2 separate regions of the Homo sapiens genome follow, and region 2 is linked to region 1. Evidence: chromatin loops called from intact Hi-C (ENCODE). Cell type or tissue: HepG2. All regions are shown on one strand.

Region 1 (8,000 bases):
AGAGACAGTATTACAGACATTAATCCAGGGTAACATCTGTAGAGGCCTGCACAAGACTCCCTGGGAGATGAAGCCCAGCGGATGTTGCATGTCAGGGTCTACGGAAGAACCTTATGCACCTTGTGAGCCCCCTGAGCAGTCAGCATACGGGTCGTTATACGTTTTTTTCAGCATCCCTACCTTGGATCAACTCACACAGGAAAAGATGTCACTAGATTACAGCAGAGTCATGCTTTCCTCTTTCTTATGAGGTGCTCAGCTGAAACACGGACTTGGGGCAGTCAATTTCCCCTGTCCTTTCTTTCTCACTAAAAGAACCACGATTTGCTCAGGGAGTCTAATATGTTCAAAAAGCTGCTTCCTGCCCATTTCCCTGCAATCTCTGTGGCCTGTGAGAGGTGAAGTCTACAGAGTGAAACTGCAAAGAGTAAGAAGAGGCAGATTCCACTCCACATGCTTGTTTCCTTTGCTCTCAGCTCTTCTTCCTGTCTGGAATGCAGACGTGTTGCCTGGAGACACAGCAGCCACCTTAAGGACCATAGAAACAAAAAGCCAAATGCCAAGGATGGTGCAAAAAGAAGAAAAGGGAAACTGAGTCCCTGAGACCTTAATGCAACTACTGATTTGTGTCAGTAAAATAAACCTTTGTTTACATCCTGGCAATTGGCTCCTTTAACATTCAGCTGAAAGCAGTCATAAGTAAACCAGCAGTTTTCCTTGTCACTTGACAGAGCCCTCTGGTATTCTTTTTTATTTTCCTTTTTTGTTGAAATAGTAAAATGAGTATTCTTTATAGGAACAAATAAATATCCATCTTGATCTTCCAAGCTGGCTTTCCTAGGCAGAGCTTTGTGAGGGAAATTTTCACGGTGATATCCTCAGTCTTCTGTGAAGGTGGGATAATATATCTCCAAAAGAATTTGTAGTAATGTTTGGCTCTCTCTCTCTGTCCACTTACAGTTTTCCAGCCATGAAGACAGAATCAAAGTAATTTGATTTATTCAGGGAAATAGACTCTCTCATTTCCATAGAATAATAGTGAAGAAAATAAAAGAAGATAAGACTTAACTCATCAATTAACTTTGACATTGTTCACTTGCCTGAACACGCCGTCTGTGTCAGGGAACTTATCTTATCCTTGTTGTGTTATAAACCTTTCGTGAAGCCTTTGGCTCCTCACCTACCTCATCCCAGCACAAAACAGTATGTTCTTCGCTCACTCATTTATTTACTCTTTCAATAAACACTAAGTGCCTATACTAATTGCTAGCATTGTACTGCTCGTTAGATATTAAAGACAAACAAAATTCCATCCTTGACTTCAAAGAAGGTGCAGCATGCCAGGACGGGGGACATTTAACGACCAACAGCAAATGTCTTGGTGCTGTGAGTCGGGCCTCCACAGTGCAGTGGGGCAGCGTGGAGAAGTGGGTAGTTCTACTCTGAGATTAACAAAGTGTCCATAAAAGATGGAGTGCTTGAGCAAATATTGAGTAGATGCTGATACTCAACAAGGGAACAAGGGAAGTATCCATGCCAGGCACAGAAAGCAGTATCATCAAAGGCACATGGTAGAAAATGGAATATGGTACATGAGCTTGCAAAAAATTATGCAAAGAGAAGGTCAGAAGCTGAGGCATAGATAGACATGAGGAACTATGGCCATATAGAAAAGGGTGATATAGGCCAGGCACGGTGGCTCAGGCCTGTAATCCCAGCACTTTAAGAGGCCAAGACAGGCGGATCATCCGAGGTCAGGAGTTCAAGATCAGCCTGACCAACATGGAGAAACCCTGTCTCTACTAAAAATACAAAAAATTAGGCAGGCATGGTGGTGCACGCCTGTAATTCCAGCTACTCGGGAGGCTGAGGCAGGAGAATCGCTTGAACTCGGGAGGCGGAGGTTGCGGTGAACCGAGATCGTGCCACTGCGCTCCAGCCTGGGCAACAAGAGTGAAACTCTGCCTAAAAAAAAGAAAAGAAAAGAAAAGGGCGATATAATCAAATATGAATCTGGGTTTTAGAAAGATCATTCTAGAGGCATTAAGATATCTCACCAGACTCAGAGAAATGATTGATTTTTGCCCTCCACATTTAAGATGAGATTCTTAATGTCCTAGGGTAGTAGTTATGCCTCTGAGATGACAATGAAGAACAAATGTTTAAAATACAAAGAACACAAATAAGGAAGCCTTGGTGATTGGAGATGGGAAATAAGAAAAAGGCCATTCCAAAGATTATCTAAATTTCCTTTTTGGGTGACTAGGCAAATCAGGATTCCATTTTCTGACACAGGAAATAGATTAAAAAGAAGAAGGTTTGAGGAAGAAAGATTTTCAATCTGGCTTTAGACTGAGCATCAGTGTGGTCTAGCAGAAATGTACATTTTGGAAGAAGACAGAGTTGAGTTCAAACCCCAGGTGTGCTGTGTATTAGATCTGTGGCCTTGGTTCTCTCCTTTATGTCCCTGAGCCATGATTCCATCTGTAAAATATGGATCACAATTTCTTCCTTGCAGAATTGTTCTGTCTTACAATATGTACAAGATGCTTATTGGTGTCTCGTGAAATGGTGACTGCTACCATTCCAAACCTGGCAGGGGTACCTGTGTGAAATCCAGGTGAGATTCTCCACTGGCTGCTGCAGAGCTGAGATTCATTGGACCTCGATGCATACATGCTCCTTTATTGAAGATGTCCAAAAATGTTGGTCACATTTCAGTTAATCTGATGATGAGAGGGATGCAGTGAACCACAGAAAAGGATGAATATCTTCAATAAGGATGAGAAGAAAGGAAATATCTTTCTATCAATTGCTTTTTGCCAGGAAAATTTACACAAATATGTCATTTCAATCCTTTCAAACCCAGGGAAGTATATGATTTTATCTCAAATTTAACTAATAAGGAAACTGAAATTCAGGAATATTAAGTGGCTTTCCCAAGGCCACACAGCCAGTAAGTCCCTATTAGGAATTGGGCCTTGATAGGCAGCAAAGCCAAGGTGATGTCACTACACGAGAGTTTGTGTGTTTCTTCCATGCTGTAGTCTTCCTTTCCCCAGGTAGATAGAGAAAGGGTCAAATCGCACAATGCTTTGGTTGTGCGCAGGACCATAATGGCCCCGGGTGTACAGGCTGGCGACTTACTGATACAAGCCTGGGGACGGAGCTCACGGAAAGCTCAGCACTGAGTCACAGACATGACTTAGAAGTGCCAAACTTCATTTTAGAAGACCTGGGAGGGTCATATTTTTTTCTTGGAAAATAAATAAAGTAAGATTTAACAACACACTGTGTTTCCTTTATAAAATAACAAATGCCCTGCAAGAAATATGTATTATCTCTATCACTCGGGGGAATTCAACGTAGAATTTGTCCCTGAGCTTTAGCAAGGGCTGTGAGAGGGATGCACACTGCCCTCTGCTGGGGGGTGTGTATAAGCACACGGTGTACAGTGCAGTCTTCATCAAAGGAGCTGTATTTTGTATGTTACTTAGAAAAGTAACAAAGGGTGACAATGTGTATGAGCGACACAGTGTTTACAGATGCATCCCTGATGCATAGTGCATCCCCCTCACAGCTCATCTTAAAGCTCCAGGACAAATATATATACTGTGTGTGTGTGTGTGTATATATATATATATATATTTCCATATTTTCTCCTTATAATATCACAGATTGGCAAATGACAGCAATCTTTAGCTTTTGTTTAAAGATACAGAAAATCAAGATGGTCAATGAGACCTCCAAGGACATACAAATATTCACTCATCAGAGCAAGATGTAACTCACTTTAGCATTCTCTATAAAAGAGCAATTCATGATTATTAGAATGCACATGAATCACTTGGGAATTTGTTTAAAAAAAAAATGGGCCTCATTCCCAATGACTCTGACCTAGTTACTTGAGTGAAGCCCACGAATTTGCATTTTTAACAAATGGCCACATATTCTGAGGCAGGTCATTCACAGACCTTGTTCTGAATAAACACTGATCTACAATCCTCTTTATCTCCCAAAGTTTTTTATTAAAAGTTGACTTGCAGAAAACTTCAGATTTTAATTTTTCTTTCCATCTGTGTAACCCTAAACAATATTATTTACCCTCTTGTGTCCATCTCTTCATCTGTAAACACTATGTGTTGCTCATACAAATTCTTACCCTTTGTTACTTCTCTAAGTTTGTGAACAGAAATATGTAGCACTTATATATGGGTGCTCAGTTGATAATTCATTTCTCAAAGGCATTACTATTTTAAATTATAATAAAAAATAGGCAAACTGCCGGTCAGGTCCTATTTTCCACAGGACACATACAGGAAAATAAGTCTTAGAGACTTAGTAACAGCTGGTAAGGGCAAAACCTTGCTTAAACTTGGACTTTCTAACTCAAATCCAATTCTCACTTTGCTGCAGACTCTGTCATCGGAAGCTTTTCTCAAAATTCTTACCCATATGTTTTTAACTAAGAAATAAAGGCATACTGAGTTCTCTTAGTGCCCTAGGAAATGTTGGTCAAACTCAAGGGAAAACTCTGGAATATTTTCTCTGTTCTTCCTAGTAAACTACCTGACGTCTACTGGGTGCCCTATAGACATTGTCAGATTTATTGTGAGGCCATCTTGGGACTCACACTTTGACCAAAGTAAAACTGTTGCTCTAATTCTAATCAATCTCTCCCCAATATATAACTTGAGTGGGGATTCTCATGAGAGGATACATGTAAGAGTTTTCCTGGCTAGAAACATATTTGTTTTTAGTTTGATATAGAATCCCAGAGATTACATTTGACCAAAACATTTCCATGACCTTTTCCCTGCATCATAAATCACAAAAATGTAAAGATTATCCCTATATGATTTAATGCTATGATAAATTAAGTTTTAAAGTATTTTTATGGATAGAGAAGTATTTGCTAACAATTCTGTTCTATACTTTTTCTGTTGAGAAAACACACTTCCTAGCCCTTTTAACTTCTACATCTCTGAAAACCTCAGGAAGAAAGTGTGTTAGGGGATATGAATATAAGAGAACTGTGGCTGAATTTTAAGAATTTCATGATCTCAAGCTCCTTCTTGCACAATTGAAATAGAAAATAAAGGATGGCTTTAACAGGGAAGGTATATTTAGCTGTGATTTAAAAAACAAACGAATTAGATAAATTAGCAGTAGTTTGCCTGTTTGAAAAAGCAAGAATCTTTCCCAGGTTATTACTTTGGTTGTTACTTTTTCTCTTCAATAAGAGAGTAGACCAAATAAAAGTTTAATCTAAAAGTTACCAGTTCAGTCTAAACAAGGAGAGCAAGAAACTACATTCAAGCACAAACTTAACATTAGATAATTACATTTCTTAAATCAAACTTTTGGCCAAAATGGAACTGTAGGCAAGCTTCTATTCCAAAAACCATCCAAAACAATTCAAAATGCTCTAAGAATGTAACAAGACACAGCAACAAGACAAATGATAGAAAGCATTTAAAAAAAAAAAAAAGTCCTCAAATTATAGTGTAAAATTCAGAATAAAAGAGTTGCCTCACTTAGAAAGCTTTTTTTAAAAACTCATATAAACACACACACACACAGATACACAATCCATATCATCTACAGGACTGATGAATGGATAAATCTATTTAAAGATAAGCTACACACATATCTGACATAAATTGTACCATACTTTTCATTTCACTCAATAAATTTCTAATGAAAGAAGAAACAGTCTGTGCTAAAATACAATCTATATTTTAATAATAACTGATCCAGGAGCACCTTTATATACTCTAATCTCAAGTGAAATAATCTCTAACATAATAGAAACTTGATTTCTACTTAAGTAATGTTGAGTTTCTTTTAAAAAATATTTTTTTCTCTCTTAGGAGATTCTTTTGTCAACATTACACATATTTAGAGAGTGTTCTGTTCACCAATTAAAAAAAAAAAACTTCCAAAATAAATCCCTTCTTAGCCTTTTTCTTCAATGGCAGGGATCCAATATCTGCGGTAATTTTGCTCCTTATTATTATTTTTTGCCCAAACCCATCCATTTCCATCCTTCCTTAATCTCTTCTGTGCCCAAGGTGACACATGGCACCCTGTAGACCCTGTGACCTCTCTAAACCCCATGAAATCCGGCCTCATTCCTGCTGGTTCCAGCTGGTACACACAATTGGAGGCATCAGTACAGGACTCTGGAGCTCCGGAATGGAGAAATGTCAGCATATTTTCCCTGCTCCCTTCCTTCTTTGTTCCATTCCCTCCCTGTCTCTGGCCCCATTACTTGCTTCCAGTTTTCATTAGGCCCTGAGAAAATTAATTCCTCCATTTCTCCCTTTTGCCTTGGAGTCATAGAGGCTTCCACTGTTTCTTGCTTCTAAGATAGACCTTTCTCTGCAAGATAAGGAAGCAAGCAATTTGGGAAGTCCATCTGGTGCCAAGTACATCTATTCCAACTCTGCATTTAGAAACTGGGAAAATATTCACATGGTGTTTCCAGGGACTCACAATGCCTCAGTGAGATGGCTCTGGGTGCCAACCGCACTTCCCCCCAGACCTCCACAGTCACCTGTCCCTTTATCCCCTCACCACCAATGGGCCATGGTGATATGTTGAGCCAGCAGAAATTAATGTAAACGCAAAGCCAGCATTGAGAAACTTTTGGAGGATCTGGGTATTTGCCATTCCCCAATTCAAAGTTATCCTGGTAAATACCTATTGTACCTCTAGTGAAGACATAGAAAAAAATTTAGAGCATATACTTGAGGTGCGTTATGGGACCCTGCCTCAGAGGAAGTGTCTCTTCCTCAATCAATGAACTCCAGATCCATGAACAGCCTGCATTCTAGGAACTGGGTGAAAGGCTGTGTATTACTACTATTGTGATCTTGGTATATTTCTGTCCACCATACTGGGATTTTCCCCCAACTATTTAGATCAAGCAATATCTTCTAGGCTGTCAACTGAGTATTATCAGATTCACCAAATCATAAGGCTGAACACAAGTGTAATATTCCGTTACTAAGTGGGGCTGATGTGTCTGAGACAGGTCCCAAGCAAGTTCAGAATATGCATGTAAACTGCATGTGTCTAGACCCACCCTTGCTGTTTTGTGGTCTTTCTTCAACTCAAATCTGTGGCTTAGTAGGAAATTCTTTATAACCAGTATGACTAGATATCTGAAGAGAAAAAAAATGAAGATATAGTGGGTTTTTTCAAGATTTTTATGCTAAAATTTGGATAGAATATAGTATAGTTTCATTTCAAAGTGACCTTGATAGATGGCTGTAAAATAAAATGTTCCTGATAGCAACAATTGTGAGCATATAGCTGGTTGTCCACATTGGTTTGTAGAAAAACATAATTTGAGGTATAGATTTTCACTGCAAAATGAATACAGGGTAATAATTTGACCAGTTGAAAAGAATAAGATTGGTAAGGTTGAGAAGAATAAAGTGGTCTTTGGAAGGAGTATTGGGCTGCATCTCTTGGGATGAGCACAGTGTATAGATAGTTGTGTGTTCAAGAAATGCCCAGTAGGGGGCATCCACTGCCGAGCATGCTCTCAATAAGCAGGTGAACAAGAGACTTTGTGCCAACAGCAGAAAGTGGCTCAGAGCCTCGAGCGTGGCACAATTCCTTCAGGTGTTCAGGAGCAATTGGTTGCTATCCAGCCATCTGGTGGAAGTTGATGACTTTGGCTTCCTTAGATTAGGGAGGACCAATAGTTTGCCCTTCTGGGAATAAAAACATGGCACCGAAACAGATTTGCTTTCGTTGTCTGCATAGCTTCTGCTAGCATCATGATCCGTTTAAGAGAATGCCTTATTCTCCATTTACTATTCCTCATAAGATTATTCTGATTCAGAATTTCACAAAAATATTTGCTTCCCATACCCACAACCTTGCACTTGAAAGACTTAGGGGCGCTAGTCCTAAGAGAGAAAACTTTCAAAAAAGGGAATGAAGCCTTAGTCCCATTAATGTAGAAGCTGAGACTTCTTCCTGGT
Region 2 (8,000 bases), 1.0 Mb before region 1:
GTGAGGCACATACAGAATGGATTCATTTTTAATTAAAGCTCTGACATCATGAATTATACCAATCATATGTGATATTTTAATGTAACAGGACCACTTGTATGCAACAACAACAACAAAAACAAGGCTGGGCACAGTGACTCATGCCTGTAACCCCAGCACTTTGGGAGGCCAAGCCGGGGGGATTACTTGAGCCCAGGATATTGACACCAGCCTGGGCAACATAGGATAACCCCGTAACTACAAAATGAAAATAAAAATAAAAAGTTAGCTGGGCTTGGTGGTGCACATCTATGGTCCCAGCTACTTGGGGAGGCTGAGGTGGGAGGATCGCTTGGGCTTAAGAGGTCGAGGCTGCAGTGAGCATTGCTTGCACCACTGCACTGCGGTCTGGGCAACAGAGCAAGAACCTGTCTCACAAAAACAAACAAACAAACAAAAACGGCAATAAAAAAAACAAACCGCCGTTAACACATACTAAGTGCTTACCATGGGATGTATGACTTTACAATGGATTAAGTTCTCATCTATTTATGAAGTGTAATTATGAAGCAAGAGGTAGCTTGGTCACATTAACATTGCTAATAAGTCCTTAAGCAACTTCTACTACAGAAGTGCTTCTCTAATTTGTCCAAACCAACACAGCACTTGGTATTCTGAGTAGTTTCTAATCTTCCTGCCGCTCACCTTATATCCTTTTTTCCTGTTTTTGTCATCCAGTCAACCTGAAGATTAATGCAGCTTCTGTAGCCCTGATCTCCTGATTCCCTGTTCAACCCAATTTATATGCAGCCTGAGGCTACTCTGGAGAGATACTTTAACACCTCCTCCCTCGTGCCTGGGGCCTTATACAATCATCACAACCAGCATTGCTGCTCGCTTGCCCAGGCCTGTGAATGACACATGTTATTACTACTCTATTTCTACTTCATGAAATTAGGTAACTGGGTCATTTACTTGTGAAAGGACTGCCTGTAGTGTGATTTCTTTTAACTAAAACTTTCTTTGCGAGGACTCAAGTATTGTATTTGGCTGCTCTTTGTCTTTCAGAGATTGGATATTATGGGTATTATGTTAATTTAAAAAGGACATTCATTCATTTAATAAATATGTCTTGTGCATCAATAAGTACATAGTAGAAATCCAGTCCTAAATGCTGTGGATATAACAGTAAACAATATAAACAAAGTCCCTGCCTTTATATTCTAGTAGGAATAGTGAGAAATAGACAGATGAGATAGGTAGATAGATAGAAGATAGATAAATGAAAGAGAAATAGGAGAGAAATGGATGATGATAGAAAACAGATTAGATGGATGGATAGAGAGATACTAGATTGGATGGATGGATGGATGGATGGATGGATGGATGCATGGATGGATGGATGGATGAATAGATAGATGATAGATAGATGGATAGATAGATAGATAATAGAAAAGAAAGGAAGAAAAAGAAAATAGATTAGGTGGATGGATAGATACAGATTAGATTAGATAGAAGGATAGTTAGCTAATAGATTAGATGGATGGGTGGGTGGATAGATAGATACAAAGATAATAGATTACATGAATGGATAGATAATAGATTAGATATATTGACAGATGAATAATATAGATTGGATAGATGGACAGTTAGGTAACAGATTAGATGGATGGATAGATGGGTGGGTGGATAGACACATAGATAATAGATGAGATGGATAGATAAATAACAGATTAGATGAATGGGTGGAGGAATGGATAGTTAGATGATAGATAGATAGATAGATAGATAGATAGATAGATAGATAGATAGATATGATATGATAGGAAGATAGATAAACAGATATATATCAAGTATTGTTGACTGCTGCAAAAGAGAACTAAAACAGGATAAGAATAATAGAAAGTAGCAGGGAAAGAGTTGCTATTCCATATAGTGTGGTCAGGAACATCTCCTTGATAAGACAACATTTCATCAGAGACCTGAAGGAAGCAAAAGAAAAACACATGAGCTTCCACACAGCAAAAATACTATCATCAGAGTAAACAGGCAACCTACAGAATGGGAGAAAATTTTTGCAATCTATCCATCTGACAAAGGGCTAATATCCAGAATCTACAAGTAACTTAAACAAATTTACAAGAAAAAAAAAACCATTAAAAAGTGGGTGAAGGATATGAACAGACACTTCTCAAAAGAAGACATTTATGCAGCCAACAAACATATAAAAAAAAAGTTCATCATCACTGGTCATTAGGGAAATGCAAATCAAAACCACAATGAGATACCATCTCACGCCAGTTAGAATGGCAATTATTAAAAAGTCAGGAAACAACAGATGCTAGCGAGGCTGTAGAGAAATAGGAACACTTTCACACTGTTGGTGGGAGTGGGAGTGTAAATTGGTTAAACCATTGTGGAAGACAGTGTGGCGATTCCTCAAAGATTTAGAACCAGAAATACCATTTGACCCAGCAAACCCATTTCTGAGTATATACCCAAAGGATTATAAATCATTCTACTATAAAGACACATGTACATGTATGTTTATTGCAACACTATTTACAGCAGCAAAGACTTGGACCAGCCTAAATGCTCATCAGTGATAGACTGGATAAAGAAAATGTGGTACATGTACACCATGGAATACTATGCAGCCATAAAAAAGAATGAGATCATGTCCTTTGCAGAAACATGGGTGAAGCTAGAAGCCATCCTTCTCAGCAAACTAACACAAGAACAGAAAACCAACACTGCACGTTCTCACTCATAAGTGGGAGTTGAACAATGAGAACACATAGACACAGGGAGGGGAACATCACACACGGGGGCCTGTCGTGGGTTGCGGGGGTAAGGGAAGGGAGAGCATTAGGACAAATATCTAATGCATGCATGTATGTGGGGCTTAAAACCTAGATGATGGGTTGATAGGTGCAGCAAACCACCACGGCACATGTATACCTTGGTAACAAACCCGCACGTTCTGCACATGTATCCCAGAACTTAAAGTAAAATTTAAAAAATGAAAAAGAAAAGAAAAACACACATAGAAATCTGGGAGAAAGGTAAGTTAGGGGCAAGGGCACACCAAATAAGACCAGTGCTTAGAGACTAAATTTTAAATTACCTATCTTGTTATGGATTTCATGTAAAGAAGATATTCTCTAGTAATAACTAAGAAAATGTGGGTGCCTATAGCAGCAGTGGATAACATTTTTCCCACGATATGAATACCCGGTAGGCCCCACAGCATGAGAAGATACATCTACAGCGTTGCAGAGAGCCTCCTCCACATGTTTAATGCCAAAGAGAAACTTTAAGTGAAGCATATTTCATTTCTTATAGAAAATGAAGATTTAAAACCCTAAAGAAAATTCTGATTCACTTGAAGAATCTGCTCTCAAATAATTGTAGTTGAAATCACATTCCCACCAGAGGTCAGCCTAACCACAGGAATGAATTGTTAATTGGCAAAGCAAACTGGTGTTGATTTTTTACAAAATATAATGCTAATGAAATTGTGGCTTAAATCTCTTTATTTCTTTATGTTGTTTTGTAGTAACTAGCTACTTGGGTGACAAACCATCATGGTTTGAGCAGATCCTTTAAGTGAATCCAATTTTTCTTCAGGTAAATTTTCCTTTTCTATTTGTAATGAAATATGCTTCACTTAAAGTTTCTCCTTTGGCATTAAACATGTGGAGGAGGCTCTCTGTAACTATGTTGTAAATGTACCTTACCACGCTGTGAGGCCATGTTATGTGCTCACATAGTGGAGAAAATTTTACCCACTGTTGCTATTGGCACCCACATTTTCTTAGTGGGGCTGAGGGATTTCCAAGGAGCAGGGAGGTGGGCCTTTCAGTACTGGAACCAGGAAAGTCCTGAGCTAATCAGGAGCAGCTGTTGACTCTATTGGAGTGACTTAAGCGTTTGCGTTTAGTCAGATTTTTGTTTTTTAATTTAGACAACCGGGCAACACAGAGTTCCGATTCAGAAGGTATAGGAAACTGAATTTTTAACAAGCTCCTTGACAATTTGGGTACAAATAGCCCTTGTTTCAAAAACACTGGTTACAAGATTTCCTATTTAAATTATCTGAAAGGGGGGATATGTTATATTAGCCTAAGAAGAGAAACACACATATTAAATACTAACTAAACAGAACAATATATTACTATAACCTTATTTTATCTTTTCCCAAAAAAATTGCTTTTACTTCATAATGAAGAAATTATTTATCCCCTATTAAACTGAGTTATTTATAAAAATACATATTTTATCCACCCTTTAGAAATAAAACTCAGTTATATAAAGTGTATATTAAATTATAATCATAATAATGATTATTGATTGCCTACCATACACTAGCTGTGTCCTAGCACATTTATATCCTTTCCTAATTTAATCCTTAAAATAACTCCGTAAAATAGGTACCATTTTTCACACTTCACAAATTAGGATACTGTAGCTCAAAGAAGTTAAGTAAATTTCTTGCACCACAAGCCTAGAAAGTGACAACCTGGAGCCCAAACATATGTCTATGGCTTAAAATTCATTTTCTTTTTTCTGAAACAACCATGGCAACTCCAGACTTTACCCTTTTTACATTTTTCAGTGTGTCTCTCCCCAGGCATTTGTGGAGAAGTTACAGAGGCCATCCTCGTTACTTACAAAGTGAATCCTTGATATATTTTTCCCAGCAGAAATAACCAGATACAGATTCTCTACCTCTGAGCAAAAGCTTCAAGCCAAACTCTCAAACTCGCTCATTTATTGTTCTCCATTGACTTAAGTCCAAGTGCTGTCACCTTTGAGATTTCAGATTTGAGTTATAAATTATCTCATTATTAGGCCTACAGAGAAAAAATTGGGTTTAAGACTGTGCTGAGTCAGATCTAAGTTAGTTTGGGGTGATAATGTGGACTATTATCCAGTTAGGATTGGCCCATGGATTGAAGGACTGCAGTCTCACCAAGAAGTGGGTCTAAACTAGGAAGGAAGTGCCAGTGGACTCCTCCTTGGAGTCTGTCTCTCATAGTTGACTACTCCATCCAAAATATCTCTTTCATTTTTCAGGTCACAATTCTCCTTGCATCCCACTTTATATTATACTTAGCTGTAATACTCTCCAATTCTGATTTTAATCTACTTTCTATTTTCACTAGGTTGAGGCTCTACTCCACTCACTCTTGGACTAGAAAATTTACGTTAGTCCTGTCCAGTCACATTATGGCTCAGAGAGTCACCATATTTTACATTGTACATGAGTTTATTTCTCTATGAAATGGAAATCTGGAAACATAATATTTTATCTGTTTTAACCATGCAACTAACCTCTGTATTTACACTGAGAGTTCTTCAAACTCTCAGAGGAGAGCTAAGGACATAATACTCTGCATTCCCCACCACCACTGGACTTTCATTTGTAAGTCACAGGCACCTGGGAAGTGTAGGCCTGTTGTCTGTGTTTCCTCCTCTTGCAGGGGTATGGGTTTTTTTTGTAATTCTCTCTGTGGTTTTTCTTCCCACAAGCCCAGCTAGAGAGTGAGACAGAGCCTCTTCTGCCCCTCACTTTCTATGAAAATCAGCACACTAAGCTTTTGGTATTAAGGGATTTACTGCCAGTTGATTCTGTTCACAGAGCACCTAGTGTTTGAGACCTTTGATTTGAAGTGGGCACGGATTTGTTGGATGCTTTTGGGAGCAGGCTGAAGAGTTGGGTTGAGACTGGTGATAGGACAAGTCTACACAGTAGACTAGTGGTGTGTAAAGTGAGACCCACGAATGGCTGGGTTTCCAGAGATCATTTACATAACATCACATTTTTTCACATAAAAATACTAAGGCATCATTTGCCTGTGTTTTTCTCTTATTCTTTCACTATAGTTTTCTAGAGGGCTCATGTGCGTGATATCACCACAGATTGAATGCAGAGCAGATAAGAGACTTCAGCAGTGATTTTCTATTAAACCATTCATTAGAGAGATTTCAAAAATGTTAAATAACATTGCTCTTCTCACTAATTTTTTTTATTTTGGCAAATACAGGTATTTTTCCTAGAAAACGTGTTATTTATGTTAACTTGCAATGAGTTAATTAGTGTTGTTTTTATAGAGATTTAGTAAAATTTTTAAATTATTAGTTTTAATTTCTAATGCCATAAATTTCAATATTACCCAAATAAACCCAAGCTCTTTGGGGTCCTCAATAATTTTTTAAATTGTAAATCATACCTTTTAATTATATCTGCTTTTTCATCTAATTGTTTGTTATAATATAATTCTCTTAATAATTGAATTATGTTTGCTTACATGTCTTCCCCCTCGATGGACCATAAATTTCCTGAAGAAATAGTCCATGTTGTTTCATCCATGTGTTTACTTCCCTAACAGAATCTCTATTACAATGCCTGAGGCACAGTTAACACCCAATAATAATTATTGAGTGAACAAATAAATGGGCAAATATCCCCCGCCTTAACTTCTTGCTCGAATGCTAAGCCATCTTCTATCAAGTGGATATTCTCCCTCTGAAGTTATCTGTGACTCAACATGTCCCCATCTTCTGCTCTATTCTCCAGCTTCCATAACGTGATTTAGTAACATCATCATGAATCAATCAATATCTCTGTCTCTCTATCATTCTGTCCTGCTCTTCTCTCCCCATGTTCTCACTCCCACATGCAGACACACACATGTGTACACATGTCACACACATACATACAGATGCACTTATTCCTGGAACACTCTTATTTTCAGTTCAAGTCCCAGCCCAAAGTCACTTATCCATTACAACAGCATTATAATTGTACCAACATCCATTTTTATTAAATTGGTGCAAAAGTAATTGTGGTTTTTGCCATTATCTTTAATGGCAAAATTAATTAAAGATAATGGCAAAAACCACAATTACTTTTGCACCAACCTAATATATTATTGCTCCTGTTGAATTGTGAATCATTTAATTGTAGAGTTCTTATTTTACTCTATTTTTAAATTTTTTCTTTAGCTTTTAAGTTCAGGGGTGCATGTGCAGGTTTGTTATATAGGTAAACGTGTGTCATGGAGGTTTGTTGTACAGATTATTTTATTACCCACGTATTAAGGCTAATACCCCCTTGGTTATTTTTCCTGATTCTCTCCCTCTTCCCTCCCTCCACCTTCCAGAATGTTCCAGTGTCTGTTGTTCTCCTCTATGTGTTCATGTGTTCTTATCATTTAGCTCCCACTTATAAGTGAGAACATGTGGTAATTGGTTTTCTGTTCCTGCATTAGTTTGCTAAGGATAATGGCCTCCAGCTCCATCTATGTTCCTGCAAAGGACATGATATCATTCCTTTTTTCTGGCTGCATAGTATTCCATGGTGTATATGTAATACATTTTATTAATCCAGTCTATCATTGATGGGCATTTAGGTTGAGTCTGTGTCTTTGCTATTGGGAATAGTGCTGCAATGAACATAGGCATTCATGTACCTTTATGGTTGAACAATTTATATTCTTTTGGGTATATTCCCAGTAAGGGAATTGCTGGGTTGAATGGTAGTTCTGTTTTAGGTGTTTGAGGAATTGCTGTACTGTCTTCCACAGTGGGCAAACTAATTTACACTTCCGCCAACAGTGTATATTCATTCCTTTTTCTCCACAACCTCGCCAGCACCTGTTATTTTTTGACGTTTTAGTAATAGCCATTCTGACTCGTGTGAGATAGTATCTCATTGTGGTTTTAATTTGCATTTCTCTAATATTCAGTGTTATTTAGCTTTTCTTCATATGACTGTTGGCCACATGTATGTCTCTTTTTGAAAAGCGTCTGTTCATGTCCTTTGGCCACTTTTTAATGAGGTTGTTAATTTTTTTCTTGTAAATTTGTTTAAGTTTCCTATATTAATAGATGCTGGACCTTTGTCAAATGCATAGTTTGCAAAAATTTTCTCCCATTCTGTAGGTTGTCTGTTTACCCTGTTGATAGTTGTTTTGTTTGTTTGTTGTGTTTTGTTGCTGGGGAGAAGCTCTTTA

What was found. Hi-C counts contacts between places; a loop is a spot of excess contacts. Peaks named below come from ENCODE experiments on the same cell type or tissue, not always from the same donor. Only the 100,000 strongest peaks of a DNase experiment are listed, where the experiment ranks them.
Region 2: it touches region 1 in a loop (6-fold over the local background); 7 of 110 quality-filtered maps call a loop at or near these places.

Annotation. Positions count from the first base shown.
Region 1 is chr4:177,044,117-177,052,116 of GRCh38, forward strand. No RefSeq gene overlaps it. Among named protein-coding and RNA genes, the nearest start is that of LINC02509, 170 kb to the left of the region's middle. In HepG2, CTCF peaks have their summits at 3,420 (motif pointing left) and 7,535 (motif pointing right); a DNase peak (open chromatin) is centred at 3,415.
Region 2 is chr4:176,031,277-176,039,276 of GRCh38, forward strand. No RefSeq gene overlaps it. Among named protein-coding and RNA genes, the nearest start is that of WDR17, 31 kb to the right of the region's middle. In HepG2, a CTCF peak has its summit at 3,422 (motif pointing right); no DNase peak of the experiment used is centred here.